Linked DNA regions of Homo sapiens: region 1 is linked to region 2. A link is an interaction called in ENCODE POLR2A ChIA-PET data of the cell type or tissue named here. Cell type or tissue: A673. All regions are shown on one strand.

Region 1 (2,500 bases), 420 kb after region 2:
CCTGCTCCTGCTCTCCCTCCTCATCTCCTTTTGACTTCCATAAAACGGGCTAACAGCAAACCCTGTTTGCTGGTCTCAATCCTGAAGGGGGAGGCTAGACCCATCGTGCCTGTGTTCCTGGCTTCTGGCACATAGTAGGCACACAGTGCCAAGTGAATTGGCATGTGAGGCTTCGGAGGATAAAAGCCTTTGTATAAGGCTTTGCAAAGCACCTTACACAATGCAGCAAGGTGGAAAGAATATGATTTTCAAGTCTCAGAGCCCCAGGTTCAAATCCTAGCTCTGCTCTTCCTCAGTGCTTTGACCTTGGACAAGTTACTCCCCCTCCAAGTTTCAGTGTCCCCTTTTGTGAGGTGGGATAGTATCCTGTGTGGGAGGGTTGTCATGAGGATTAAACGGGAGAACAGGTGTCTCCATTTCACACACGAGGACCCTGAAGGTCGGGGTGCCGGCTCGTGGACCAGCCCTGCTCCAGGGCAGGGAGCAGGGCCTTAGGCCAGTGGGGGGTGTCTAGCTGCACCCATGCCCTCCGTGTGTATCCTCTAGGGCCGTCCTGTCTGAGTTTAGGCCTGGGGCCCCCAGCACTGGAGGAGTCCAGGGAGTCCAGGCCTAGCTCAGGATCCAGATGGTAGGGCTTGAGGCCTTGGGAAGGAAGGAAGGGGAGGGGATTGTCCAGAGAGAGCGGCAGGGGCGGAAACGTGTGGTATCGTTCTCACCCATCATAAGGGCCACAGCTGACACCGCTCTAACGAAAGACAGGTTTCCAAGAGCAAAGCATCACATTTCTTTAATCAATGTTTTACATGACACGGGAGCCTTCAACGATGAAGATGCAAGGACCAGAGAGAACTGTCTGTTTTCAGACATAAGTTGGTGAGGAATGGACAGCCGTGTAGACATATGATGGGACAACGGGTGTGACCTAATGGTGATAGTCCGAGGGGGAACCCAGCAAGGCTTGTCGGCTCGGCTTCTTTCCGGCCTCTCTGTGTTGTGTGGCTTCCTCCCACATACAGCGCAGGACCCCTGTGGAATGAGGGTCTTCAGGGGTGAAGGGAGTGGGAGAGAGTGAACTATCTGGGTTTCATGGCTGGCTTTGGGGAAAAGGGGTTTTGGTCTTTATGCTTCACCTTGGGAAAGAAAAATTCCAGTTTTGATGACTCACCTGGGCAGGGAAAAAGAGGGGAGAGAGACAGAAGGGCAGGAGAAGGTCACAGAGAGCTTACCTCTGAGGCCTTTCACATGCCCTTTGTTCAGAGTCTGCAGTGAGCCACAGCACCACACTTTGGGGTGCTGTGTTCTGAGCCCCGACAGGGCCTTGTGGGGGCCAGGCTCCAGGTGATACTGTAAGCCCCCACTTCCCCTTCCGCCCTCCCTCCCTGACCCCTCTCTCTGTGGACAGCCCTAGCGTGGGGGTGGCTGGGGGCTGACCTGGCATCTGTGGGGGGGCCCCCAGGCTGTGCCCCACTCCTTTGGCTCCCTCCTGGGATTTTTTTTTTTTTTTAGAGGGATTGGCCCCTCTGTCTGTCTGCTCAGCCCCTTACTGTTGAACTGTGCTGCTCTTGATGGAGAGAGCCCTTGGGGAGGAGGGGACAGTGCAGGAGGAGCTCCTCTTCCTTTCGGGCACAGGGGGTGCAGGCGTGGGCTGTGGCTTCTGGGACCTCTGTCCTCTCTCCTTCATGGGGTCCCTGCCTCCCCTTCCCAAGTGCACTGCACTGTGTTGGCCCTTCCCCGGGAGCTTTGGAGGAGGACTGGATGTGTTAGTGAAGGAACCTGGGCACACTCTGGGGACCTTTCTAGATGATGACTGGGACTGCAGGGTGGATCCTCTGGAAGGCTGGTGACTTGCCCGGGGCTGCGGGTCAGTGGGAGGCCCTTGCTGCCCCCTGCAGCATGCCCCTGAGCTGGTGGCTGGCCTCAGGGCTGAGCCTGGTGGTGCTAGGGACTGCGGGCAGGTGTTTGGGGCCTTTAGTCAGCAGCACTGCCTCCCACACGGGGCAGCCAGCTGAGCAGCGGTCAGCCTCTGTGGGCCCTGTTGCTCCTGTTACCTCCCTCTAAGGTTAGTGGGACCTGGATTATGCCCAGGGAGGGATGGCACCTGCTGAAGTCACACAGCCCATTAGGGTGGGGCTGGGCTATGTCCACTTCTGTCCCACTGTGTGCTGACATCCTTAATCGGGTGGGGAGGGGCAGTGCATTTGTCCCCCACATCCATGTCCCTCTAGCCCTTCACATTTATGTCATTCCACTCCTCCTTACCACACAGCACAGGACGGGCAGGGTTAGGGGGAGGAAGCCCGGAGCCCCTCTGCTCCCCTGAACATTCATTCCACCTGCCAGGGCCTGGGGCAGGGGCAGGGACAGGGGGTAGAGGTGGGTGTAGGGGTGTGGTGGAGGGTGGTATGTGGGGTAGGGGCCAGGCGGAGAGCTGGGCCAAGAGCCTGGGGAAGGGGCAAGGCTAGGGGCAGGGCCAAAGGTAGGGGCCATGGGGTAGGGCAGG
Region 2 (2,500 bases):
CAGCATTATGTATTTTACTGCAGGGTTTCTCAGATTCTTTCATGCTCATTAAACTGATACGCATTGACAAAGTCCAGTATGATAGTTTCAGCTATATCTTCTGGAACTAAGGTCCCGTGAAACATGTTTTTGAAAATGGTCCTATAGATATTTCCTCATGGAATGTACTGTGTGGTTTAGTGTTGAGCATTTTACCAGTTTATAATGGTAGAGTAGTATGCAACATCAAGTACTTTGAGTTTGACACTTCTCACCAGTAAAGAAGAAACAAAGTGTCCTGAGTTATTTGGGTCTATACACGTTTCCATTTGACGATATAATACTTTGAAATTTGAATACTTTACAAATTATTATTTGATTTATAGCAGTTTTATTTACTTTGCAGTTTAAGAATGTCAGTTATCTCTCTGTGTATTGTGGCCCTGGTCATAAGAAGTGTGGTTATTCTTTGTAGACTGAGATAAACAAGATTGTTTATTATGATGGATAACCAGTGATTTATAACTGCAGTGTGAATGATGGCTAAGAAGGAGGTATGAGGCATTATCGATGGCTTTTTTTTTTTTTTTTTTTTTTTTGAGATGGAGTGTTGCTCTGTCACATAGGCTGGAGTGCAGTGGCACGATCTTGGCTCACTGCAACCTCCGCTTCCTGGGTTCAAGTGATTCTCCTGCCTCAGCCTCTCAAGTAGCTGGGACTACAGGAGTGCGCCACCACACTCAGCTAATTTTTTGCATTTTTCGTAGAGACAGGGTTTCACCATGTTAGGCAGGATGGTCTCAATCTCCTGACCTCGTGATCTGCCCACCTCGGCCTCCCAAAGTGCTGGGATTACAGGCGTGAGCCACTGCGCCCGGCGGCATTATAGATGTTTCTAAAGCATCTAAGGACCTTCTGAGTGCTCAATTTCTTTTACCATTACAACTAGGAAATGTGTTACATTATTTTAGAAATGACATTAAATGTCAGTTTCAACTGTTGGTTTGTTGTACTCATCTGACTTTTAAAAAACTGTCTTTTGGATTTTTTTTAAGCTTGCAATTTAATTGCCAAAACCACTCTAAAAACTTTGGATATTGTTTTGATAACTTTTAAGCTTAACTGTATAATTTCCAGCATACTCGTCCCAAATTCTGTGGTGGTGTTGTCTAAGTGTATTCTTTAGCTCGAGTCTATTAAACTAGTACTTCTTTACTGTAGTGATTTCTCCCCTTTTTTGCCCTGTCATGCCATACATAATGCTATGTTTTCGTGAAACTCATAAAAAATTCATGAGGATTCCTAAATTTTACAATCATTGTCTTATGCAGTGTCCTTGTAAGGGTTTGTTTTGGAATGCTACACCATGTGTCAGGAAATCTGGGGTAGAGTGTAGCGGGTGAGTTTTGGATGACTGCCCAGTGTCTCTCACTTCTTTGGGAGTGACTCCCAGTGCTGTGCCCCGATCCAGCTGTAACTGATTGAGTCACAGTTTCTAATATTGCCTTGGCCAGTTAAGTCATCTCTCTTGGGGATTTATAATTTAGGTTCTAGACAGGGTATAGCTGAGTCATGTTACTGATGGTACTCTAGTAAAATGATCCTTGAGTTCCCTTTTCTAAGCTCTCTGTGCTGCGTTGGTACTTAACCTTCCCAAGTGTTTAGTCATTCAACTGACTTTGATCCTGAGAAGATTGTTCTTTTTTTCTGGACTTAGCTAGAGATGATTTCTGTAGTTTCAACTAAAATAAATCAAGTCACACATAGAAATGGTGTTAGAGTTATGTGATGGATATATCATGGAGAGCATTCCAAAAGCCAATTATAATTTTCCTTTTTGCCTCCTGCTTTAATTGCCTCTGCTGGTACTGTATGCCTCTCCCCACCCTCCCGTCTTAACTCAGCCATCACAAACTGCATGCAAACATGCCTGTTGTCTGCACACCTTTTTTTTGCAGCTCAGTTTCATATAGATGCACTTCCAGTACACTTTTGAAATATCATATACATACTTTGTGAATAGTGCATGTCACACTATACTGTTACAGTATGCTTGGCTGGCTCCTCATCAGACAGCAGCTCTTAAGGTCAGGCCCTGTGACATACTCCGCCTGGATTCTTGGTGTCTTGCACGTAGTAGACATGAAATACATTCTTGTTGGATTAATTTTTCCTCACCTTATGTTATTCCCACTTAAGGCCTTTATTACTCATTTAACAAATACACGTTGAGTATCCCTTATCCAAAATGCTTCAAATCAGAAGTGTTTTGGATTTAGAATTTTTTCGAGTTTTGGAATATTTACTTATACAGAGTGAGCTATTTTGGCGATGGAACCCAAGTCTAAACACGAAATTCATGTGTCTTATATACATAGCTGGAAGGTAATTTTACACATTATTTTAAATAATTTTTCACATGAAACAAAGTTTGTGTTGGGTGCTTATGTGTGGAATTTTCCACTTGTGGTGTCATGTCAGTGCTCAAGAAGTTTCAGATTTTGGAGTTGTCTGAATTTTC

Evidence for each region. ChIA-PET counts read pairs that join two places held together with the same protein. Peaks named below come from ENCODE experiments on the same cell type or tissue, not always from the same donor. Only the 100,000 strongest peaks of a DNase experiment are listed, where the experiment ranks them.
Region 1: POLR2A ChIA-PET joins it to region 2 with 7 read pairs; 2 of 35 experiments call an interaction of 5 or more read pairs at or near these places.

Annotation. Positions count from the first base shown.
Region 1 is chr2:127,091,991-127,094,490 of GRCh38, reverse strand. The region is part of intron 1 of BIN1 (bridging integrator 1); the gene reads left to right. Among named protein-coding and RNA genes, the nearest start is that of BIN1, 14 kb to the left of the region's middle. RefSeq lists a silencer at 2,178-2,345. In A673, no CTCF peak of the experiment used is centred here; no DNase peak of the experiment used is centred here.
Region 2 is chr2:127,507,786-127,510,285 of GRCh38, reverse strand. All of the region lies in intron 2 of IWS1 (interacts with SUPT6H, CTD assembly factor 1), which reads left to right. Among named protein-coding and RNA genes, the nearest start is that of IWS1, 17 kb to the left of the region's middle. In A673, no CTCF peak of the experiment used is centred here; a DNase peak (open chromatin) is centred at 1,435; H3K4me3 peaks cover 439 bases; H3K27ac peaks cover 2,275 bases.